2 separate regions of the Homo sapiens genome follow, and region 2 is linked to region 1. The links are chromatin loops, found by intact Hi-C in ENCODE. Cell type or tissue: OCI-LY7. All regions are shown on one strand. Each heading gives the region's core, and the rest is flanking DNA. Links, peaks and the distances in the headings are about the cores only.

Region 1 (8,894 bases), core at 1-2,500:
TGTCCAGGCAGATGGGGCGGCTGAGAGAGTTCAGTATCTGTCCACCTGTGGGTGCAGCCACATTCTTCTCTACTCTTCAAAAATAAGTCGGAGTGAGTAAATATCTCTGAAGAGATTAATATTACTCATTATCCCACTATGATATTGTGGGAGTGGGGAGGCAGGTTTCATCCATTTAGGAAGCGAAGAGCTGAATTTTCTCTTCTTGTTGGTCATCTGTTAGTGAGTATGTTTTTAGGAAAATTAGGTCTACAGTCATGTATCTTCAATAGCAAGAAGCAAGATGCTTTCTCCTCTTTTTCAAACTGCCCTAAACTGGAAAATTGTATCAGTCTTAAGGGGCCAGCTTACCTTAAACAAAAAAACAAAATCTGAAGAAAATATAACCGGGGCGTTTCTTGAAACTGGAAGGTACTTTGGACAAACAGAAATCAAATGCATTAAAATACAGTTATAGAGCAGGCAGTCCTTAAATGCGCGCGCGCCCACACATACACACACACACACACACACACACACACACACACACACGGTGGGGGGATGGTGGCAGGGCAGAGAGAAATGTGTTTTTTGAAAAGTTTGGCTATTCACTACGGTAAAATTTTCCCCTTGGCCATGCCTCAAAAATTTCCCTTAATTATTTATTCAGACTCCTGTTCTTCGGGTGGTATTTCTATTTACTTATTTTCTTATAGTCCACAAAGTACTACTCAACATATTGGACCTCAGTGTGGACAGGTGAATGAAGGACATGTGGAGAATTCCATTTCCAACTCCATGTGCATGAATTATTTGCCCTGGTTGTTCATCTGTCATAGTGTAAAAAGCCTGATTTACAAAGACTGGAGGCCTTTCGCAGAACAAGGTATTGTATGCTTCCTATGGTTGGGCTTATTTACAAATAAAACTATTTTGCATTTCTGTCTGAAATTCCCTACTTGCACAAGGATAATTTTCAGAGTTTTCAGTTTCTAGTTCCGGAATGGGAGTGGGAAGCACGAGGAAACAATTTCTTTTTACAGTGATGTGAGCTCTATGCTCATCTGGATTTAGTTACTTCATAAGGTAAATATCACTAAATGTGCATTGGGGTCTTTAGAGATCTAAGGCGCTGGATGGGTGAAAATAGTCTACTGTGAAATGCTGAAGAATGTCAAACAACTGAATTCATTTGCAGAACTAATTGGGTCAACTATGGTGTTCTTTAAAGTGGAGATTGATTTGAAAAATTTGTAAAGTATTTTCAGTTTAATTTCAGTTACATTTAGGTTATATTAGTCAGCATGACTTTTAGAATTTTATCCTAGAAATTCAATTAAAACAGATCTTTCTGAAAAATATATACTTTCCAGTGAATAGTGTCCACTAATGAAAACATAGGTTTTGAATTTCATGCTAATTACATTTTTAAATAATGAAGTTCTTGTCATTATTTTTATTTAAAGGCAAAATATCTGCATAGATAATAGCCAAAGCTAACCAAACTGCTTTAAAAATTAATGAATATTAATGAAGTTCAGGAATAGCACAATACTGCCCCTGCCTGCCTCAGGGAAACAAATGTATTGACTTCATTCTCCTAAAATAACAACCCTTAGTTATTGATGGTTAAAATAATTTTATTGCTAAAAAGATGGTAGATAATGCATTTTTTGCAATTCTTAAAGACTTGGCCCTGTTGAATACACTAAGATCTTTTATCATTTTACATATCTGAATGCTATTTCTTTTCATTAATTTGCTGTCTTAACATATATCTTTCTCATTTTTCTAAGTTCTCCTCCCCCCTCGTTTTAGTAGTTCACATGAGCAACTCAGAGTTTTCAGGCCTTCTTCTATATTTGGTATATAGATAATAGCATCATTAGTCAGCGCTTTCATTCATCTAAATTTGTCTAAGCATATTGGAAGCTGCCCATGAAATTTTCCAATGAAAGTGACAAATGGACGTCAATCAAGTGGCCCCACCCATTTCAACCTTGTTTTGTATGATGTGTGAATGTTTGTGTATATTTCTTCCATAAAGATAGGCTAGGCTATTTTTTGATCTGGACATCTGCCTGCTAAGGCAAGTTTCCCAGGCAGATCACTGGTTGGCATTAGACTAAATTTGCAAAATTTAACACCAAAAAATGACAAAAGAAAAGAAATAGTATATGAAATTAAATAATGGCAGAATTCATTCCCTTAAGATAAATAATTTTTGATGCTCTAAATTTCAAGATTCTACAGTTTTACTTTAAATGAATTTGTAATGAGAAAGGTAAAATCATTTCAAGTAAGCCAGCAAATTTGGGTCAAAATGAAAGCAGTTCTGTGAGAGAGAGATACCTGCTTCCTATAGGGCTGTTTGGGATTTTCTGTCTGCTAAAATATATATGTATTTTAATACCTATGCATACTATATTCTCTCTCTCTGTCTCGCTGTGTTTGTGTGTGTGTGTGTGTATTTGTATTATGCTACATTCATGTCCTATTTCTATTTTCCTTCTTTGTTTTTAATAACCAGTCCAATCTCTAATGCTATTTTTTGGGTGAATGTGCTTATTAGGACTTGCTGCCAGTTTTAATCTGAGATTACTTTGACTGCACTTGAAATCTGTTGCTGTTTTATAACCTGTAACATGTTTTTACATGTTTGGGAGTGCTACTGCTGCTGCTGTAAAAAATTCTGTGTTGAAATTATAATGAGTTTATGTATTTAGCCAAAAAGTACCGTATGCTGAAATGAGACAGGAAAGATTCTAAAATCCTAAATGGGTTAGTAAACCCTTGATAATAATTGTAGTTTTATAGATAAAAATATCTTTAACGTTTTCACACAACATAGAATAGGTTTTTTTCCTCAAGTTGTTATAGAATCTCTTTGTCCATAAGGAATATTAAAGAAAAGTTTAGCATTTGAAGTTATTCTATTTGGGAATGCTTTGGAGTGAAGCTAATCTTTACACCCAGGACCACAGATTGCAATTTCACTTACCATTATCCATGGCAGGATGTTTAATTTTACTCCTGCGACCCAAAGAATTTTTAGTGAATTTTTAAAAGTGGAATGTGGAAAGTATCTCCAGCTCATTGCAAATGTGGGAATTAGATAAATAATGCTCTAAATGACCATTTATTCTATGACTTGTTATTATAATGAGGAGACATGAAAAAAAGTTAACTAAACTGTGGGTTTAAAAGTTTAGAATATCTTTTGACTGTGGCTGTAATCAGAGTCATCACGGCAATTACATTTTAGCATGTCATGATTTCTTTGGTCCACAATTGTTTTTCTTTCCAAATGTGCTGTATATAAAGGTAAAATTGAGATTTTTTCTAATGGCTTATTCTGCAAGCTAAACTTGTTTTCTAAAAACCTAATCAGACATTTCTTTCTGTTTATATGGAAATAAAGAATCTTGAATTAGGAAAAGAACCTGGTTCTCTTGCTTATGATTTTGGAAACATAGCAAAAATTTTTAATATATAGATTTATGTTATAGGGATAACTGCCTTTTTATGGTGGGCGGTGGGGGGTGCGGGAAGAAGCCTCGGTTTTGTTAATAAGCAATACCAACCTGGCTTGGAACTACTACTAAGAATTAGATATGAAAAGGATCAAGCTGCTCTAACTTAAATTTCCAGATATGTAACATGTGCGATGGCCACTTACCTAGTGGAAAAATAATATGTTTACTTTCCTACAATTTTCTGAATGCATCCTACTTTGGAGATTTACATATGATGGAAATCTCTGTGTTTAGGAGCCTGGTGTGGGAAATCTGACCTGCCAGGATTCTCCAGCCTTGCCATCCTTCCTCCTAGCTGGTGGTTCCTTCTTTATGCCACACGCCTGATTCTTCTCCTCTAGTCTGTATCCTGTAGTGTGCCCCCATCAGGCCTCCTCTGGCAGAGCACAGATTAACAGGTTCAGCCTCACTTAAAAGCTCTTTAAAGATAAAATTAGCCAGGTTTATTTCCGCCCCCACCCCCAAAAAACTATTTTTAGTCAAAGGATCTTAAGGATGAAGAAGTTCTAGAAGAGGCCTGTAAGCAGAGGCTGCTTTCAGGTTGTGGTTCCTGGAGAACCCACAGCCCAGGGCCCAGAAGCCCTTTAAAGTATTTTATGACCACTGGAGGGCTCAGAAGGAATCCCTAAATGCCTTTAAAAGTCCCAGAACCCTCCCCATTTAGCCCATGCTTGTAACCATACTGCGCCATTCCCATAACAAGGGCATGAAGAAGCTTTTGGGTAGGCTTGGAAAAATGACAGGGATGGATGTGTCCCATCTCACTGTTCCAAGGAGAAGATTGGAGGACAGGCAGCTGAAGGGACAGATACCCTGTCCAGACACTTGACAACTCCTGGGCAGTGAGCCAAGCAGTGGGCCAAGCACTGGGCACAGCTCCAGAGGCCGGGCCTATGCCCAGGGCACTCAGTGATTTAAAGCTGGCAAAAGAGAACGCTCCTGTCGGCAGGAAACTGAATTGAACAGATTGGGAAAAAGCAAAAACAGGCTGCCCAGGACGCTGTCTCCCTGGACTCAGTTTTCAGTTGTCAGCGGCAACCTGGGGTAGAGCAGATTCTGCATTTCCTCCTGCCTAGGAGGCTGGTGGAGGTGGGACCGAGTCCAGGGAGTATGCAGCACGCGAGGACCCAGCACAGGGAGGCACAGAGGAGACGCCTGGCACATACCCCACCGGGGAGAAACCTTGGCGTGGCAAAGTCATCAATTCAGTATTTTCCAGGCTAGCTTTGCCTGGGCTCTGGAGTGCCCTCTCAAAGTGAGTGCTGGGATAAGAACAGGGTTTTTCCTGTGAGTCTTGATGCTTCATAATTTCTGTAAAATGTTAGCACTTCCTTGCCCAGGGATTTATCTCAAAAAGTATCTTAAGAGAGTAAGAGAAAGAACAAGATTTTCTCAGCCTTTTATTTCATTTCTACTTTTTAGTGCTTACCCTGATTTTATAAGAAAAAGAAAAATTGAAGGCTAGGAGAAATCCCCCCTCCTGTTGCTATAGCATACTCATGCTTTTGATGTGCTGAACCACTGCAGCTATTTCTCAAGGGTTAAACGTTGGAAAGTCAGTCCTACTTCCCTACTCCTAGAGGAAGGCAAAATAGTTAGTTTCAGAGAATTCTGGACCTGGGGGAACCTAGGCATTGGGTTAGAGCCAAGAGAACATGAAAGAGAATGAAGCTTTGGATTTGCAGAAATCCAAATGGGCTTCAGGTTAATAGTGGGGGATTTGAGCTGATGGCTCACATAATTAACAGGGGGAAAAAACCTCCAGATTTTTTTTCCCTTTCTCTTTAAGTAAGAAATGACAATGAAACTCAGTAGTCATCTCAGACCTCCTGAACCAGCATCTTGGGTGGGGTGGGAGTGTGCTCAAGAATCTGCAGTTTCAACGGTTTCCTAAGTGATTTTTATATATGCTGAATTTTGAGAGCTACAGCCACACAGCTTAAGAATAATGTCATCCTTCTATGGTCCCAAATCATGAAGGGAAATAAAGACTTCATCTGAAGTCATTTCTGTATTATTTTTGGAAGCTGTAATCATTTTATAGGACATTTACCTTTCTAGTTGCCTTCATGTAGGGCAGATTTTATATTGGTAATGCTTGGCAGCAAAGGGTTACTGAGTAATTTAGTCTGGCTCTTAATAATTATAACAGCAAAAAAAAAATTGTGCTCCTCAATTTTCTGAGTGCTCACATAGAGTATCCCCATTGTACAGATGCGGACATTTGGGCATAGAGAAGTCAGGCAACTTTTCCGAAGTCAAGGTGAATGGTACAGCCAGGTTTCCAACTAAAGCATGTGGGGGTTAGAGATTGTTACATAGGTAAAGCTCCTGACACATAATAGTCGCTCAGTGAATAGTTGGTCTTACTATTACTAGGCAATGGAGTACAGCAAATGGTGGCTCATCCACACAGAAATAACCAGGAATTGACTGGACTTTCCAATCAGCAGCATGGTTGCTTTTTTTTTTTTTTTTTTTGAGACAGAGTCTTGCTCTGTTGCCCAGGCTGGAGTGCAGTGGTGTAATCTCAGCTCACTGCAACCTCCACCTCCTGGGTTCAAGTGATTCTCCTGTCTTAGTGTCTCGAGTAGCTGGGACTACAGGCAGGTGCCACCACGCCCGGCTAATTTTTGTATTTTTAGTAGGGATGGAGTTTCGCCATGTTGGCCAGGCTGGTCTCAAACTCCTGACCTCAAGTGATCCACCCGCCTTGGCCTCCCAAAGTGCTGGGATTACAGGCGTGAGCCACCACGTCTGGCCTCCATGGTTGCATTTTGTTGGACTTGCCCACCTAATTCATCCTTACTTTGTATTCAGATGTCATTTTGTGGTCTCTATACAGTGCTCTGATTTGGGACCACAATGATTAGGTGCTGAGTAAACCACAAGGCTAGAAACCTATTACTGGGTTTATCTAGTGCCTATCTGGATGAAATTTTAAAATTGTGTCTAAATACCCAAGACAACTGGCTGAATTTTTCTTGACTAACGTACACAACATCTAAGGAAAATTTCTTTAAAAGGGTAAGTAGCGATGATGCTGCATGGCATCTCCAGAGCTTTGAAGTCAGTTTTAAGAAATTGATTTGGTTACATCATTGCTTTATGAAGGCCGTAAAGTCTGTCAGCGCCTCCTGGTTCATCTCTCTAGACAGACATTCCAACATGCCTCTCACATGTTGTTCCCTGTGCTCGGAATAGACCTTCTTTTCTCTCTTCCTGGAATGCTCCAATTCATTCTTCAAGGCCACATCTCAAATGTTACGTTCTGTGTGAGGTCCCCTCATCCCAATTCCCCAGAGAAAATTACTCTCCTCTGTGCTCCCACAAAACACAGTCACACTGGGTTACAGCACTGTTACAAAGCACTGAATTGAAATGATCTGTCTTTTGAGTTCTTTCTGGCCAAGAACTTTGATTTACTCATCTTCCTGTGTGTCACGAACTAGCACAGTCTATGGCACAATTTTCAGTGCTATATAAATGCTAGTTAAATGAATGAAAAGTTTTAAGTCGTGTAGGTTTTTAATTTATTAATATTAGCCCACTTATGCCTAGTGTTCCATTATTGGAACACTAAGCATGTGGGAGTTATTTATATCCTGCTGCTCAAGGTCATTGCCAAGGTCTGATTGGAAAAATTCAAAAAATTGCAGCCTCAGGCATAAATGGGTTAATAGGAGTTTGATTATACAAAGTCATCTCACTGGTTTTCAGTGGGCTGACCTAGAAGTTCTTGGTCATTCACTGTGATAGAAGAAATGAACTCAAAGAAACGAGCCTGCCTTCATGCACTTACATACTTTGTGCTGTCATCTGTAGTGGTGGAAGTCATACTTAACAATACGATCTGGGTTAGGTTAAAGACAACAAACATCAGAAGGAACAATGCTGCAACTGTGTTGCTAGGGATAGAAACCCAGTGTAGATGGCCTTGGTTTAGCATCCTAAGTTTGGAGTTAAAGATGGACTGGGAACATTTTAAAACCAATAATGTCTGAAAACTGAAAAATTTTCAGTTCTTCCTTGTTCCAAACTATGCTATATTTTCCCCTCCATTATTCTCTACCTTTATGTAAAAATTCTGCTCTTCATGGCAGTCTTGAGCTAGTGGTATATAGGGAATTAAGAGGAAAGTAAAGTGAAGTAAGGTCTTTCCATCATTTCTCTTTGGCTAAGACCAACACCTAGTCAAGAAAGCTGGTATCTTATAGTTCCAGTGGTGACCAGTGGTAGAATGCCTGAAGATTCTGGGCCCCGTATGCTGTGGCCACCACCTTTCTTTCTGGCATTATCTAACAAAACAGGGTTTCTGTATCTTTCTCTTCCAACCACACATGTCTGATGCTTGATGTGCTTCTTCTTAGAGACAATTTGCATATACTGTTCCCTTTGTCTAGGGAGCTCTTCCATTCCCTTTATGTCAAATTAATTTTTTCTTATCCTCAGCTTAATCATCATTTATACAGGGAAACCTCCCCTACCCTCCCTGACTAGGTAATCTCCTTTCGGTAGCCTCTCCTTAATGGCAAGCATCACAGTTACAGCTTAGCATTTATTTGTAAGATTATCTCATAAATGTCTGCTTCCCCTATAGTTTTTGTTCTGTTTTGGATATGGAGTCTCACTCTATCGCCAGGCTGGAGTGCAGTGGTGCAATCTCGGCTCACTGCAACCTCCGCCTCCTGGGTTCAAGCGATTCCCCTGCCTCAGCCTCCCGAGTAGCTGGGACTACAGGCATGCACCACCACGACTGGCTAATTTTTTGTATTTTAGTAGAGACGGGTTTCACCATCTTGGCCAGGATGATCTCGATCTCCTGACCTTGTGATCTACCTGCCTTGGCCTCCCAAAGTGCTGGGATTACAGGTGTGAGCCACTGCGTCCCAGCCACCCCTATAGTTTTAATGAGGACAAAGACCTCATCCACTTCTGCACCGTTATATCCTGCTTCATAGCAAAGTGCCTGATGCAAAGTGGGCCTCAAATAATATTAGTTGAGTGAAGTCAGACAAAGAAGCAGGCTTTGGTGTGAACTGAACCAGAAGCAGATACGAGAAAAAAAAAAGGTTTCCCCAGATACACTAGAGGTGGGAGACTCGTGAAACGGAAAGCAGCAAAGGCTTGGGTTGCATATCCATTCATTAAGTACCTCTGATGTGCCAGGCTCTGAGCTAAGTCATAAGGATACATAATGAATGAGACACTGAGCCTTGCCCTCATACTGTCTTTAAAGTGTCTCTCAACCATGTACAGGCTAATGATAATGATGTTGATGTAATAATAATGTAAGAGTGACAATGTGTATTGTATATTGAGCTTCTACTATATACTATATACAGCATAATGTAGGTGCCTTATATTTATCAATTCATT
Region 2 (17,788 bases), core at 8,092-10,591, 370 kb after region 1:
AGCAACTTGTGAGACTTCAAGCATGCTAATTAGGTATGAATAGAATGGGAGATCAATGACAGACTGGCAACACTTCAGCAAAAGCCACTTCTAGATACTTGCCTTATGACCAGGAAATGTCTTACACTAGCAATAGATTATTGTAATATGCCAAACCAATAAAACTCATGCTATTAGGAGTTTCATTAGATTTATTTGAGTCCACAGCTATAAGAATGAAGATGGTAGCAACAGGCCAGGCGCAGTGGCTCATGCCTGTAATCCCAGCACTTTGGGAGGCCGAGGTGGGTGGATCATGAGGTCAGGAGTTCAAGACCAGCCTGGACAATATGGTGAAACCCCATCTCTACTAAAAATACAAAAATCAGCTGGGTGTAGTGGTGCGTGCCTGTAGTCCCAGCTACTTAGGAGGCTGAGGCAGGAGAATCACTTGAACCCGGGAGGTGGAGGTTGCAGTGAGCCGAGATTGCGCTACTGCACTCCAGCCTGGGTGACAGAGTGAGACTCAGTCTCAAAAAAAAAAAATGACGATGGTAGCAACAACTATCTTCTCTTTTTACTTGAAACCTGTTTTATAGAAGCAGAATACTTAACCACTCTGTAAGAATGCTTAGGCCTATAGTAAAATTGGGAAGATCATGAGTTTTGCAATCAAACAGACATCAGTCTCAGCCCAGCCTCTTACTAGCTGTTTGGCCTTGGGTAAGTTACCTAACTCCCTTGGAAATTCAGTGTCCTCCTATATAAAATGGGAGAAATAATGGTGGTGATGGTGATGATGACCACAACGAACATTGTTAAGCATTTGTTATTTACTAAACACTGTGCTATTTATGTGCATTAGTTCATTTACTACTTTTATTACATAGTAATATTACATTTACTATGTGCTTATATATTATATTACCTTATAATTCTTATAAGGTATAAATGCAATCTTATCCCTTATATATCCTGTCATATATATGTGTATGTGTCAGAAGCTATTTTTTGCCACATGAATCTTTTGTGACAAATTGTAGAATATATATGCATATATATACACACACACACCCATATACATACACATATAGGGCATAATATTGATTGGCAGCAGTTTACACAGGCAACATGCTTTACATGCATTGTCTCATTTAATTCTCAAAACAGCTGGCCATGTGTGGTGGCTCACACCTGTACCCAGCACTTTGGGAGGCTGAGGCAGGAAGACTGCTTGAGCCCAGGAATTTGAGGCCAGCCTGGGCAATATAACAAGACCCCCTCTCTACCAAAAAAAAAAAAAAAAATTAACTGGGTGTGGTAGTGTGCACCTGTGGTTCTAGCTACTCGGGAGGCTGAGGTAGGAGGCTCGCTTGACCCCAGGAGGTCAAGGCTGTGGTGAGCTGAGATTGTACCATTGCACTCTAGCCTGGGCAACAGATCCAGACCTTGTCTCTAAATTAAAACAAAACAAAACCAAACAAAAAAACAGCTGCATAAGGAAGGTTATAACAGAACACTGTTCTCTCTTTACACACACACACACACACACACACACACACACACATCACACGTACAGGAATTATTTTAACCTATCAGTTACATGGTGGTTTCACAGGTTTCAACTTCATCAACCCAGAACCACAATCACAGATTTTGGCTAGACTCTGACTCTCATCTACTAGTGATAACAACAAGTTCCCTGTGGAAGTTTATAGCCCCACAGATTATCAGGGACCATTTTTGCTTTCTGTACCATGTGGTTCTTTCCTGCTACAGATTCAAAATGCTTTTTTGTCCATTCCTAATACTTTTCATTTATACTGATTTCTTTGATGAGAATAACCTTAAATTCATATGTCTTACTTTCATCCTAGGGAGTTTTTTTTGTTGGTACAGAATGATCATTGCTATTATAGTTTGCTTTTATTAAACAGGTTCAGTTGTTTTGGTACAGCAGCCAGGCGGGAGTGGTGGAGATAGACCCATCATCACTGGGATATGTCATTTTCCTTCATCTCCATTTACTAGCCAGATCTGGGGCTATTTTTACATGAATCCAGAGTCTCTGTGTTTTTTTTCTCATATGTAGTTAACAATCTGAATGACACATTCTTTATAGTACCACAATAATTCCGTCCATTACATCACTTAATTTATGGGAGTGCTAACACCAAAATCGATAAACATTATTTCTGAAATGTCAGGAGTGTTAATGGTGTGATTAAAAAAGAAAAAGATTCTAAAATCTCTCTGCACAGAGCTCTTTGATATACTGTTGTTGAGGCGCACCTAACCCAAGCTGTGATATGGAAGACTTAAATCATTAAGACTCTGTCAAGTTTAAAAATGTGTGTTGGAAGCTATTTTTAGCTGCACGAATCTTTTTTGCCATATTGTGGAATTCTGTTAGTGGAGAGAGGGAGAGACTACATGTCTCAGAGAAGATTGTCTCAGGTTGTTTTGAGACATATCAACAGTTGCTAAGGAACCGTCGCTAATGCTTCTGGGAAATTCTGTAATATCTTACTTAAAAATTGGGAGAAATTTTTACAGAGCAAAGCTTCTTAGACAAGGAAAGCATATGAAGAGTGATATTAGAGAACAGTTTCAAACTGGAAAAAGTATTTTAAAGTTTTCTAGAAGATTGAGTTTAAATGGGGTTTCATAGTACCATGTACACTGTAATCGCCTCTTGCAGAATCCTGAAAGCTTTCATTTACATCTGATTTTAGAACAAGTAGTATTTTAAAATCTGGTCACATTTGAGTTTATTTTCCATGATTGATGCTTTAAAATGGAGATTAGTACTTCTTTTCACACAGAGAATTAATTAGCATGCTAGGATGGCGGTTCCACTGATTCCCTTCTCTTCTGGTGAAAATCTATGTTAATAGGAAACATTTAATAGGCACTGACTGTTTACTAGGTCCTGCAGACACATAGTGTTGGCATGTAATGGTATTATATTATAACCCAAATAGTCCTCTCATATTAGCCTTGTCTTTGTAGCTAGTGAGACTTTCACATGCCACAAGACTGTGCTGAGGCTTATATGTTGCTTAGGAGTCAGACTAGGAGCCTAAAACCAATACAGCTGCACCATTCTGGCAAGGACTGTTGGGCCAATCACCAGCAACACCTTCACATCCATTAGCTGCTGCCCACCTGGCCACAGAGAGAAGACTCACCTCACATTCATTACTAACATTACTTTTAGCCAAGCCAATTTTAACTATACTGTTTGCTCTACATGCTTTAATTACTTATGGACTTATTAGAATCTGAGAAGGGAGTAGAAGTGATTTATTTTTTCCTCTTTCTCTCATTCACAAATATTAAAGGAGCACCTATTATGAGCAGTTGTTATGGTTAGTGCTGGGGATAGAACACAGCTAACACACAGTCCTTGCCCTCAAAGAACTTATATTCTGGTGGGGAGATGGCTGTGCAAACAAGCAATTGCAAAACAGTAGGAGAGCCACTGTAAAGGTATCTAAGGAGTTAGGAAGGAACAAGTGCAGTTTTTCTGCCTGGGAGAATAAGCAAAGGCCTCATAGATGGAGTAATCCACCAACTGAATCAGCATTTGTTGGTCATGCACATGGGGAAGGGAATAAGAGGGAGTGAGCAGTGCGTGCAGGGTCACAAAGACAGGACCAGCAAACAAATTCTAATCAGCTAATGCTGGTGGCTGGGAGCATGGCAGAAGGTCAGGGACAGAGCAGGACAGGTGGGCAGTGGAAGGCTTTTTTTTTTTGAGATGGAGTCTCGCTCTGTCACCCAGGCTGGAGTGCAGTGGCGCAGTTTCGGCTCACTGCCAGCTCTGCCTCCCGGGTTCACGCCATTCTCCTGCCTCAGCCTCCCAAGTAGCTGGGACTACAGGCACCCGCCACCACGCCTGGCCAATTTTTTGTATTTTTAGTAGAGATGGGGTTTCACTGTGTTAGCCAGGATGGTCTCGATCTCCTGACCTCGTGATCTGCCTGCCTCGGCCTCCCAAAGTGCTGGGATTACAGGTGTGAGCTACCGCGCCTGGCTGGATTTTTTTTAAATCACAAATGCAGTGTGTTTTAACTTCTCTCCCTCATGTACTCCATCTCTCTCTCTCTCTCTTTTTTTTTTTTAAGATGGAGTCTTGCTTTGTCGCCTAGGCTGGAGTGCAGTAGCGTGATCTTGGCTCTCTGCAAGCTCTGCCTCCTGGGTCCCTGATGTACTACTCCATCTCTCTCTTTCTCTCTCTTTTTTTTTTTTTGTTAAAGATGGAATCTCGCTTTGTTGCCCAGGCTGGAGTACAGTAGCATGATCTTGGCTCTCTGCGACCTCTGCCTCCTGGATTCAAGCAATTCTCCTGCCTCAGCCTCCCAACTGGGACTACAGGCACGTGCCACCATGCCTGGCTAATTTTTGTATTTTTAGTAGGGATGGGGTTTCACCATATTGGCCAGGCTAGTCTTGAAACCCCTGACCTCGTGATCCACCGTCCTTGGCTTCCCAAAGTGCTGGGATGACAGGCATGAGCCACTGTGCCCGGCCTTCCATCTCTTTTATGGTTTCTATATATACATGCTGTTTATTGACTTCAGGCCTTTGCTTCTGTGCTTCTCTCTGTCTGGAACACCTTTCCCGCCTGGCCTAGGTTTCCTTTCTCAGCTAGCATGGCTCCCTTCTGGGCCCTGTGATGCAATACCTCTGCATTTCTCTCTTTAGCATTCCCAGCTGGAAACTGTTGTTTCCAGAGAGATGTCAAGGCATCTCTCTCCTACTGAATTACAACCTCTTCTACAGTAGGGGCTATATTTTGTTTTGTTTTGGGAAACATTCATAAGTGGTTTGTAACCTCTTCATAACATTTATTAGGACTAATAAATGTTCAATGACATGACTGATCTGATAGAGCTCTTGAAAAACACTATGTACACTTTTTGCCTTCTGGTTGCAGATCAGGTACCAAGTGCAGTGATAATTTAGAAGACACCCATATGTTAGATAATCACAGGGACAGAGCAACCTATACACCGTGTCTTGGTGTGGCCACCATCTATTACACTGAGGCTTTTCCAGCAGCCAGGGAAGCCAACAGCCAAGACAGCATCAGACCATTTGATAGGACTCCGAAGCCACCATTTATTTGATAGGACTCAAAAGCCACAATGTAGAGATGGTTCAAGAATGTGATGCTGGCAATATAAGATATAGGCATGCAAAAATATATTTTGAAATGAGTAAAAATAATGATAGCAGCAACCAAATGCTACTTTCAGACTGTTATGTGCTAGAGGAATACAGAGGAGATACAGATGGCCAGCAGCCCTTGAGTATATTGTTAGCAAACTCAGCATTAATTCTGAGTCTGAAGCCCTGACTTTGCACTCCAATCAGAATATTAACCAAAGAAACGTTTTGCTAGTCTTTTAGTGAATATGTTAACAGAAAATCTTGTATCGGAGTTGCATTAAAGGTCATGCTTGAAGTAAGCCAAAATGTGATATTGATTAGTGCATTTCTTCCTAAGTTAAAGAAACAGAAGTTAGAGAAAATGTCTGATGGTTTGAAGAGTACTCTCTCCCCAGTGTTATAGAAAGAGCAGCAGCCTTCTTGATTTGTGATTTTGTGCTTGTATTTTTCCTCTGCCATGGCAAGACAAAGTATAGTTAGTGGTACACCAACTTCCCAATTTAATAATGAAACTAGTTAAATGGGAAGTGGTATAAAATAGTGATTAAGAGCCTTTGATTTTACAGCCAAACTGCCTGGATCAACTGTTGGCTTTTCCAAATTAGTTGTGAATACTGGAGCAAGGTACTGAGCCTTTCTATGCCTTAATTTCCTCATCTGTGAAATGGTGATCCTAGTAGTACATCCCTCATGAAGTTTCCTGGATTAAATACAATAGTAAATATAAACTATTTAGAATAGATCCTAGCACATAGTATGCAATCACACTGGCTAGTACTGTTATTAATGATCTTGTCTCAAATTGATGATGAACATAATTTCCATTAATTTATTCACCAAATTCCAAATTAACACTACTATGTGTTAGTATAGAACATAAGCTCAAATAACAAATGATGTTATATTTAAATAGAGAAAGATTCATATATGTATTTTTTGCCATCAAACAATCATCATTTGGTGGGCCATCTGGTAGTGATTATAGTTTTATGGAAATTTGCTGCTGAGGTAAATAGCTACCACGTGGAGATTGCCCCAGGTCTGGGAAGGCAGAAGACATTCTTCAGGATTTCAAAGGCACATCAGCTGTGCAGTTGCACAGGCATGAATGGAACTGTACATGCCAGGATAACAATCAGGGCATATTGTTCTTTCAGGTTTCAAAGAAAACAAGTATCATACTTAAGAAGTGTAGTCACACTACCCGTGATATAGTCCTAAGAATAGTGTTGTAATTTGTATGCCGGGTACTTGGTTTTAACAAGGCATTTAATTCTGTTAAGCAAGTTGGTAGGTTGGAAAATCTTTCAAAGGCAGGCTGTGTGTGGAAGTTTATAAGCAACATTTGTTTACTCTGTGAGGAAATGATGGTGAGAGTTATAGATGCAGACGAGAGATAGCAAATGCATTTACAGTCACTAATAGCACCAAACAAGGCTGCAGTTGTATGCCATTATCATTTGCTATCTGTTTTTTTGTTTGTTTTAAGATGTTCTTTGTTGCCTTCAAAGATTGCACTTCAGGTATTAACACTAAGATTAGGTCAGAAAAGAATGCATCCAATCTCTACTGTATTTAGATGGAAAAAGCAAATTATTATTTGGAATATAAACAATCTTATTACATATTGTCTGCATGCCAATGTCTGCACACTTGTGGCTCATAGTCACAATGATGAATAACAGTGGTTAGGTTGGTTTACTAAGTTGTGCATCACTTTGGTCATATTATCAATCCTTAAGCAGTGAAAGACTCTCCTAAATGTCTATAGATCGCCCTTGAAAGTTAGAGATAAGTTTCATCATCTTGGTGGCATCATCTTTTGCAATCAATCACCAATAACCAACAAATAGAGATTTAGTGGTGGTGTATATAAACAGCACTATGAGAGACAGCATTGTTCAGGAAACAGAAATCTATGGCATGGTCTTCTTTCCCCAAAGATGGGGCAATAATGCACAGATTACACAGAAGAATTAATCAATAATAAAAAATTACATAATGAAACAACCTTTATAGTCTTATATAGATGTTACAGGCACATATATATGATAAAGTGCTAGGTCACTGATAGAAATTTTAAGTAGAGAGTTTGTTTATTATGAACTGAAATGATTCTAGAAAGATTTGAGAATGAGAGAGAGAGGCTTGATACTATCTTAGAATATTTGGTAGATGAGGAAGGAAATGAGGGAGTATTCGAGATAGGGGGATGAACCCAGAGGTGAGGAAACACTAGTCATCCTGTGACTAGAGAGCAAACCAGAACAAGAATATAAAATGCATGTGAAGCCAGCCTTCTAAAAGTAAGGATTGCATACCTTTGGAAATAACCAGCAGTCGGCCAGGGTGTGACAAGGCAAAGGATGACCATGGGTCGACAGAATATGAGAATAGTAGAACCTTTGTTGTTGTGTTTGCTGCTATGTATTTAGGGCTTAGAATAGTCCGGGGCATGGTAGGTGCTTAATGAAGCCCCCACTCTTTTCTGTGATTAGGGGCAGTCTGATAGATGATAATGCTGGAAAAGTAGTTTGTGCCAGCCTGCAGGGAAAACAAGTAGAGGGCCATGCAATTGAAACTTTATTATATAGGTTTAGGATTTTTACCTAGAGGTCACAAATACCCAGGCTTCAGGGTTTATTTAAACCACATGCAACATGGGCAAAAGCCTGTATACATTATGCATTATTCTGAGGTCCATAGCTCTCATTGCATATTGAAAGGGATCCAGGCCCCCAAAAGGTTCAGCTTTACCTAAGAAGCAAGGGAGTAGTTAGAAATAATTTTGAGCAAGGGAGTGGCATAAAATTAGTAGTTGGGACTATGAATCGGGTATTTGCATGCAGGGGGAAGGAGAGAATAGAGGCTCTAAAACAAAGGAAAGCAGGTGGGAGGTTCTGGCAGGCTGGAGGGAAAGAGATGCTTGTGAAAGCCCACTGTGGAAGTGATTGTCTTCAAGGAGATAGAGTGAAAGGAGGGTGTTTAAAGGAAAGCTGTGCTGGAGGAATACTGACAAAATGCTTATGGAGAAGGTGGGGGAATGGAGGCCAGTGAAAGTAGATTCAGTTTCTAAAGAAATCCATCAGTCAACATTTATTCAAGCCTCTTAAATCTTCACCACTTTGGTGTAAGACTTTGAAGTAAGGATGATATTCCTGTCACAAGGGGAAGTTAGACCTTCCTTGAAATGCCTGATTTAAAAGATTGGGGTGTCTGCCTCCCATGTATTAAAAATAAGGACATCTATGTATTATAAACTACAAACTTACATGAATGCTGAAATTAAATTAGTTTCTTTCAAAATTGTCTGATTTCAAATTTCCAATTAAATTCATGGAAGCTGACATTTCTTCAATATTTTTGGTGCTCCTGTTCTGCAGGTATTTAGTTGACCAATAGGATAATTGAGTCCTTGCACCCTTTTAATGTCACACACTCCCAAGTGAAGAAATTTCAAATTTTATGGGTATTTCAGAAATAAGAGTCTCTCACTGTGTCAGTGCAAAGTAGTTTGGGTTGATCATATTTAATGAAAGAATATTAGACTCCTGAAAAATAACTTATGCCAGCACTGACTGTGTGGTCAAAAAATCTTATACCTATCCCTCAGGTAATACAAATATTTGGGGACCATAACATTAGGGGAATGCACATATTTGCTTTCGATCATTTAAGTCAGTAGAGAAAATGAACCTCCTGGGTTCTAAATTAACCCCACCCAGCTGTTTGCAGATCATCACATCTGGAAAGCAGGTCAAGAGGAAAGGAGATGCTCTCTGGAAAGGTAAAAGCATTTTGCTTTCCAAGCAGATTCCAAGTCCATCTAGCTGCTGCTTTGTAGGCAAGCCACGAATGGTCTCAAAATCAAAATGGCCTTGACCTCATTATGTGACAGAGAATGTGGTTGTAACAGGGCTACTGGCTATGGCCTCTGCTGCCTTAACCGATGCCAAAGCCCTTTACAGACAGCCTGGTGCCTTCCTTGCCGATTTCCACAATGGCAGGTACATTAAGGAGTGTCTCTGTGCCTACCGGGTGATGGATGGCTCTCTGGCGGTCTCTGGTGGTCAACATTATAAATGCTTCTAGAGGGAACGGGAATACTTGACTCCATTAGAGCAAATGCAAAAACAAACATTTGGAGAATTATGCTAACATTCTCTAGTGTGAACCTAAGTCTGATACTAACTTCTAGCTATGACTCAGATGGATCACTATGGTATATTGTTTATATGTAATATAGAGTAGCATCTTAGAGTGAGTTATACGTATTTAACTTCTTTAGTGGAAGAAGGTGAAGAATTCATCCCTTTAAAGTCAATTCATATTTATTCTTACTTTCTCTCTCTCTCTGTCTGTCTCTCCCCCAAATTCACATTTCTTTACTGGTTTTTATAACAGGCAGTTTCCAAGATGTGACTGTGTGTGTATTTGTGGGCATATTTAAGTAAGTGTGTTAACTTTTTGATTGCCAGCTCTCTGTAGATCTGAACATCAAACCTTTTAATTACCACAGTTATAAATGCCCATATTAGCAGCTTGCTTTCTTGTACCAATGAGTGAATTGGAGATAGGTAGTTGTTACGTTAAAGAGAGCTGGTGAATATGCTTCAACACATACATTTCCACACTGCATCTTACTAGGTACATGAGGGTTCTTTTTACTTCTTTTTTTTTTCTTTCTAATTCTTGGTAGACTATGTATAGTCAGTGAAATAAACATCACCCATTACTCAGTTCAGTCTTCCCTGAAGTATTAGTATTTCAAACAATCCTATTACCAAAAGATTATTTTGATACTTTATTAAAAGTCCTACAGCTCTAGCATTGCTATACTCAAACACAGATTTATGCAATTAGGATTATAATGGAAGCTTTATTACAATGATATATAACTTGTATCATCCTAATAAAAGTTTCTGTACATAGCAATACTTTAATAACATTGTTTCTGTAACAGTGATTCCTTAGTAATGGAGCTTCTCTTATAGCAACTTCATTATTAGGAAATGATTTCAGTAATAGAAATGCAAATAAAGATTTTGAAGGGAGCATTTTATGCATAGCACTATTACAGGCCTGCTATCTTTTCATGCATTACATCTAATCATTATAAACTTATGACGCAGATTATAATTATGCTTATTACTATCCTATTACACTTTAGAATTTGTATCCTTTCAAATTATTGAAATTAACTGCCATTTTAAAATTCAAGGGTTAAAATAATTTAAATTTTAATTAAATTTTGTTTCTAAAGCATTAAAAATGTTTCACAAAATCTTCTCTAATTTGTATTGTATTAGAGATTATGTGAACCAATGGCATTCAACCTGGAGTATGTGTACCCTTGGCGGTTGATGAAGACTTCCCAAAGATACATGGGCATGAGAGTTTTAAAGGAATTAATTTTCAGATCTTCTATTCCTATATGCCCCCTCTTGTAAAATCCATCTGCTTGAGAAGGCACCTGTGGTTGAGATTTTCCTTGTTCCCCTCCCCTTTTTTACTTTCTTCCAGTGTACAAAAGAAAGACATCTGACATCCGACATCCATCCCTTACCATGACATATTGCTTAGCCAGGGCACTGAAAAAGGAGAAATTTGACAACCCCTTTATTTAAGGTATCCCCAGGTCCCAATTCACACACATATATATATATTTTAAAATTTTATTTTATTATTATTTTTTTGAGATAGGATCTATCTGTCATCCAGGCTGGAGTGCAGTGGTGCGATCTTGGCTTACTGCAACCTCCACCTCCCAGATTCAAGCGATTCTCCTGCCTCAGCCTCCCATGTAACTGGGACTACAGGCGCCTGCCACCATAACTAGCTAATTTTTGTATTTTTAGTAGAGACGGGGTTTCACCAAGGTTGGCAAGGATGGTCTCGAACTCCCAACCTCAGGTGATCCGCCTGCCTCGGCCTCCCAAAGTGCTGAGATTACAGACATGAGCCACCACTCCTGGCCCCAATTCATGTTTTTAAGTCAGGATATATAGGGTAGTGGTTAAGTACTTGGGCTGTTGTGTCAGAGGTCTGTGCATAGATCCAGGTTCTTCAGTTTGCTAGCTCTGTGACCTGGATTAGTCATTTATGCTTACTCTATCTTAGTTTCTACATCTATAAAATGGGGATTATAATAATAGGTTATTGTGGGGATTAAATTGATTCATACACATATGAATAAAAGCATGTACTATATAAAAAGTATGTATGGGCTGGGTGCAGTGGCTTATGCCTGTAATCCCAGCACTTTGAGATACCAAGGTAGGTGGATTGCTTGAGTCCAGGAGTTCAAGACCAGCCTGGGCAATATAGAGAAACCCCACCTCTGCAAAAAATACAAAAATTAGCTGGGCATGGATGGCATGAACCTGTAGTCCCAGCTACTCGGGAAGCTGAGGTGGGAGGATCGCTTGAGCCTGAGAGGTCAGGGCTGCAGTAAGGAGCCATGACTGTACCACTGCACTGCAGCCTGGGCAACAGAGTGGGACCATCTCAAAAAAAAAAAAAAGTATGTATGTACTATTAAAAGTATGTATCAATACTATATAATGCCATTAACTCATGATTTCCAAAAATATTTTACTTTATATATTTGCTTATCAAATTTTATAATATATTTATGTTGTTTTGATCAATTGAATACTAGCAATGATTATGACAACTCAATCAGACATCTAAGTTAACATAGAACAAAATGGCCACAGGAAATTTTAAAACATAAACTCCTTTGTCTCTCTATTTTTTTGGTTATGAGAAGATGATCAATAAAAAGCTTTTAAGCATAAAATATACATTAGGATGAAGTTCTTTGAGAGGAGCACAATAGAGATATGAATTCAAGGAGAAATATATAAAATGTCCAATTGTATTGCATATATTTTTTAAGTGAATGATGATGGATGTTTATTTTCAATTGAATGCATTTAAGATAATGATGTAATATTAATAGTTGTATTTAAAATTGTCAATATGTACCGTGCATTGGAAATCATATAATTTGCAACTATTTAATGAAAACCTTTAGAGGTGAACTTGTGTACCTGGGGTATATAGATAGATGTTTTTTAAATTTAGGTGATGCAAACAAGTTCAGAGACACTGGAATAAAACACTGATTTACAGGAGTAAGGACATAAGTGAAAGTAGAGGCATAAAATTATCTTTATAATTTATATTTTCCTGAGTACCAGCTATAAGAACAATACCTTCCTTATCAAGTTGAGAAAGTAGGTAAATTATAGAAGCCTGAGGTTCCCGTGGCAGAAAGTCGATTTGACTTGTGTGGACTAACTTAACTGAAATATCTTCAGTGTTTCACAGAGAAGGTCAGTGTATAAAAAACACATGTACTCCCAATTTGATGAGTAATTCCTAGGAGAGATCCCTTGCCTTTGTAGGGATGCTGGATTTGTCCCTTGAAGTTTTTGTGAAACGAGCTATTTCTGAGTGGACCCCTCTCCTGAGGCAGAAATGGAGAGGCCGGATGGCTTGGATGCATGCTCTGAGACAATTTTACTTCATGCTGGAGATGGCAGCTGTTACAGTACTGGAGGAGCACTGGCTAAGACAGGAAAGAATAAATGAGCCTCTTAGGAGGAACATGCTAGAAAGGAACTATTTTCTACTTTAAAAAATAAGTGTTGAAGAACATGTGCATGCCCTAAGGTGTGTTTACTGCTAATTATATGAGTTTGACAGGCACAATTTTGATTTAAATTTTATTTCATGCCATGCTTCAAGTTGAAAGTTTGGATGCCACTTTCTTATTGGGCAAGTTTCATGTCAGTGTATCCACAATTGTAAACTGTAATTAATATATAATTTTGTGTGCTGGTTTTTACACTTAATATCATTTTTCAGACCCTAGCCAAGGAAAATAAAGCTTTTTAGAGAAGTGGTGTGTTAATGCTATAGCCATATTTTATACAAACTGGCACAGAATCTGAGTAAGTTGTGAGCTTTAGTTAATGTGACTTCTTATTTGAATGGCCCGTGAAGACCAAGGAATAGTCAGTCCTCCATGTCTGCAGGTGTCCATATCTGTGGACATGGAGGGCCAACTATACTAGCCACTTTACATAAGGGACTTGAACATCCATGGGTTTTGCTATCTGTGGCAGGGAGGTAGGGGGGTCCTGGAACCATTCCCTGTGAATACCAAAGGATGGCTGTACCAGCTCATTGGAAACTCACGTCATATAATGCAGGCCTGTTCGTATACAGATTGGAGCCTTGGCAAACTATTTTTGAAAAGTTACTGATCCCTGCACTGGTCAATCTGAAAAGGCATTATCCAAGGACATAATGTGGTTATAAACATTCAAGAAAGTTGCCCAACCCCATCCCGAGCCCTAACCCTTTGCATGTTCTCTTGCATCAGGTCACTAATTCCTGAAGGTTGCAGCCTACAGCCAAGTTGAAAGAAGCATAAGGGCTAAGCTAGTTGACTAAAGTCTTTATGGAGTCTATGTGATGTTTTTGTGAAATATTTCAAAGGAAGGGTTAGTTCTCACATTAAGACAGGGCTACTTAAAACAGTGAGGGACTAATAAAGCAGTTTGTATTGGTGGCAATAATGTAGTTTCATCTTTTTGGAGGGAAATGTGATCATACAAATCAACAAATACGAAATACAAATATTCCCACTGTTTTTATTCATTCCAAAATTTTTATTATAAGGAAATAATTCATAAAGAGGAATATATAGTATATATGCATAATTTATAATAGTATAAACTGGCTGGGCACGGTGGCTCACGCCTGTAATCCCAGCACTTTGGGATGCCGAGGCGGGTGGATCACGAGGTCAAGAGATGGAAACCATCCTGGCTAACATGGTGAAACCCCATCTCTACTAAAAATACAAAAACTTAGCCAGGTGTGGTGGCACGCTCCTGTAGTCCCAGCTACTCAGGAGGCTGAGGCAAGAGAATCGCTTGAACCGGGGAGGCAGAAGTTGCAGTGAGCTGAGATCGCACCACTGCATTCCAGCCTGGGCAACAGAGTGAGACTCCGTCTCAAAAAAAAAAAAAAAAAAAAAAAAAGTATAAAACTGGAAAATCTAAATGTCTAACCATGGAATGATGTAAATATCCATTATGATATATTAGCTAGATGGAAAATTATGTAATTAAAAGAAAGTTATAAGGACTATGTAAAATATGGAAAATTATATATGAAATAATGTCAACAGGTAAGAGGAATAATGGAGTCACAAAAGTATATATTCACTATGTGCATAACTGATAGATAGATAGATAGCTATTAATAAAATTTGAGAAGAAATAAACCTTTAAGAGGCCCTAGTCTGAAGCGTTCATGAACTTCGTTGAGTGTTGCTGGCCTGAAGAGCCACTGGGGAGAAAATGACGGTAAACTCAGAGCTCAACCTTTAAATCAAGGTTCATCTCATGAGTTCATGTAGAAATCTTTGGTACTAGTTTTCTTTTTGGGTCTTAGACTCTCTTTTTGGGTCATAGACTTTCTTGTCTAGAAAATACTGAACTAGATCCAAACTATTAAAAACACAATTCTTAAAATTTCAGCAGAAGTTGGGGAAATGTAAGAAATTGATATGATCAGGAAGTGGGATTAGACTATACTTTTTAAAAATCTTGACATTATTAAGTTGCTTAAAGTTTTAATAAAACACTTTTTAAAAATAAGAAGTTGTCATTCTTGTCCATATGTATCAGTTTATTTGTCTCCCCTAATACCTTACTTGCAAAACACCATAATACAATGGTTGTCTGAAAAGCTCTATTACTATGTTTATTTGTAGGAGCGTATGATTTCTCAATACGGCAGCCTATTAGTAGCATAGTTTTTTGTTATTTAGTTTTAAATTATTAGTATTCTAGAAAGTGGGGAAAATGCCTCATAGTAGCCAGGTTTTTATAGGGCAGATCTTTAACATTTTTCGTTATGAGAAGGAGAATCACATATTTTGTAATGGGATTATCGCATGCTTATGAGTTTTCTTCATGGAGTCTCTTTGGAGAGAGCTAAAGAGAAAAACTAATTTTAGCTTAATGAAATCACTGGGAAATCTGCTTCTGGGTATAAAAGGAATCCTTATATTTTCAAAGTTGGGTAAGAAGCAGAAAGGAAAAAAACTGTCAGGAGCTATAGCTGTAACTGGAGTATTAGAAATTTATACTGATTATATTTATCTAAAGAGAAGCATTATAGTATTTTAAAAATCATCTTGAAGATTCATCTCTTTTCTGTTGCTTTAAAATAATATTTGGCACCATTCTAAAAAGTAATGATAGGTAATAGATTGCTATTTTATTTTGTGTTGCTCATAAAATATCTTCCTGTGCGATAGTTGCCAGACATAAGTATCTGGTTATCAATAAATTAGGCTGGTTTTGTGAATGTATTCTTGGAAATCTTTGAATTTTCTGGTTGCTGATTTACAGGGGTGTGCCGCAACACACCTAGCTCAAAAGTGGTGTCCTTGGTTTAGTGTGTGTCTCAGAAATAGACTTAAGTCAAAAATTGTCACCATTCTGTAATGTAATGGAAGAAAAAAAGTAAAGAATTAATGCTTGGAAAGTGCAGGCTTCCAATTGTTTTACTTTAAGATAAAAATAGAATAAACGTACCACCTGAAAGTTGTTTCATACTGAAGTTCTGTATTTAGTCTTAGCAGGCTTGGCATTGGAAAAACTCAATTTTGTTCTTAGATCTGGACATAAGTCTTGGCTCAATCATTTATACATTCCACGACCTTGGATAAGCCATTCCTCCAAATAAATTTCTACAAAATGGGAAGAATACCTACTTTATAGAATTGTGAAAATATAGTTGGGTAATATATATTAATGCATAGCTTGGATTTTTTCTTAATCCCAATCTAATAGCAATCCCTGGAACTTCTAGTCACCAATATATCTCAAATCCATTTATTTTTCTCCATCTTTACTGTCTTCACCCTAATCAAGCCCCTTCTTTCTTGATACAGTAGCTTTCATGGTAGCTTCCTTCCTGCCTCTTTTGCTTTCTTTTCTCTTCTTGTCTTCATTCTCCACCCAGCAGCCAACATTTTTTTTTAAGTGAATAACAGATTCTGTCATAAAGCACTTAAAACTTTCTGTTGTATTTAAAGTAAGTGCAGGAGGGCAGCTTCCTTCTCTCCCCAGGGCTATCAAGCCACTGGACTCTGCCTTCCTTTCTAGCTTCAGGGTTTCTGCTGTCTTCTCTCTCTCCCAATATTCCAGCCTTACAGCCTCCTTTCTGCTCTTGAACACATCTAGTTCACTCCCTTCTAATGGTCTTTACTCTTATATCTTTCTGCCTGAAATGTTCTTCTTCAGGTTTAAAATATGACTTTGAAAGTATTAAAAATATACAAAAAGAATTAGGGCTGATGTCTTTACATAAGACTAATTAGGAAATATATCACTTGTTTTGGTAGTATTTTTCAGGTATATTTTCTTCATTTTATACATTCACTTTCTAGTTTTTCAGTCACTTGTGTAACATCTAACTAGATAATATTTTTCCTATCACATTAGACACCTATGTTATACCTGACTGAACCTGTACCTCTACTGTCTGACACCATCACCAATGTTCTGATCTGAGCCTAAAAATGACTAACGAATTGCCCTTTCAACACATTTCTTCCTTTAATAACCCAGAAGCAGTCTATTATCTGTTAATTTAAACTGAAAAATAAAAATTTCTGACTTCTGATTATCCCAGGAATATATTGTTCCTTCGTTTATATTATATTTGTGTGGCTCCAATTTTAAAATGTGCCTCTGAGGTCTTGTTTACCCTCTTACAGCATCTTAATCATCACTGCTTTAAACGAAAGAGTGAGAGTTTGAACCCATAATCACATGATGGCATTGCCAGCCCATGGGACTATCCCTCATGGACCTTCTAAGTTAAATGAACCAGTGCCATGTTTGAATTCCAGGTACAGATGCTCCATCATTTTGCAGTTAACATAGAGCAGTTCCAGAGAAGGCCCAGGCCCCTCTGCCCTCAACTTCCTTACCTGTCATCTCTCTGTCCCCAACTTTCTTACTATATAGGGGAGAGAAAAAAAACTTTTCTGTCTACCCTCTAATTGACTGCCTAGGGCCTGCAAATTAAATTGACAAAAAACAGATTAGCAGGAGAAAAGCCATACAAATTTTACTTGATTTAACATTTTAGTTTTTACGTGCCCTTACAGAAAAGGCATGGAGACTCAGAGGAGCAGTTAGACCCTGCAGCTTATACACCATTTTAACAAAGGGTGATACATTTGTGGAGAAGTCACAAGAGGAAGCAAAAGGGATTTGGGCTTCCAGGGGCACAGATTATAAGAATGTAAATATGAGGAGAAACTAATGGAAGATAAGGGCGATTTTAGTAAGATTTGTTTGTGCAGACCCATCTCAGTGCCAACATTCTGTGTCCGGTGATACCTGGATGATCTGTTCCAGGTATGGGAGACGGGAGGGGAACACCTTCACAAAGAGAAGTTTATGTCATACTTTTAGGCAGATGGGGGAGGGTAAAGAGCTCTTTCTGAATTTGCTGCGTTTGAATTACCTTTAGCTCAAAATAGTCCTTAAACTAAAGTAGCATATTGGGGGAGAGACCCTTCATCTGC

What was found. A loop is a pair of places that touch in the nucleus more often than their neighbours do. Peaks named below come from ENCODE experiments on the same cell type or tissue, not always from the same donor. Only the 100,000 strongest peaks of a DNase experiment are listed, where the experiment ranks them.
Region 2: a loop joins it to region 1, with 2.8 times the contacts of the local background. A loop is called at or near these places in 15 of 110 quality-filtered maps.

What each region holds. Positions count from the first base shown.
Region 1 is chr5:81,853,166-81,862,059 of GRCh38, forward strand. It overlaps LOC124901018 (a long non-coding RNA gene), which reads left to right and starts at 33. Exons shown (of 6, transcript XR_007058843.1): 1 at 33-92; 2 at 696-865. RefSeq lists an enhancer at 3,918-3,967. In OCI-LY7, for the core only: a CTCF peak has its summit at 1,538; no DNase peak of the experiment used is centred there; H3K4me3 peaks cover 867 bases; H3K27ac peaks cover 1,162 bases.
Region 2 is chr5:82,216,542-82,234,329 of GRCh38, forward strand. All of the region lies in intron 5 of ATG10 (autophagy related 10), which reads left to right. Among named protein-coding and RNA genes, the nearest start is that of RPS23, 53 kb to the right of the region's middle. In OCI-LY7, for the core only: CTCF peaks have their summits at 9,227 and 9,428; a DNase peak (open chromatin) is centred at 9,200.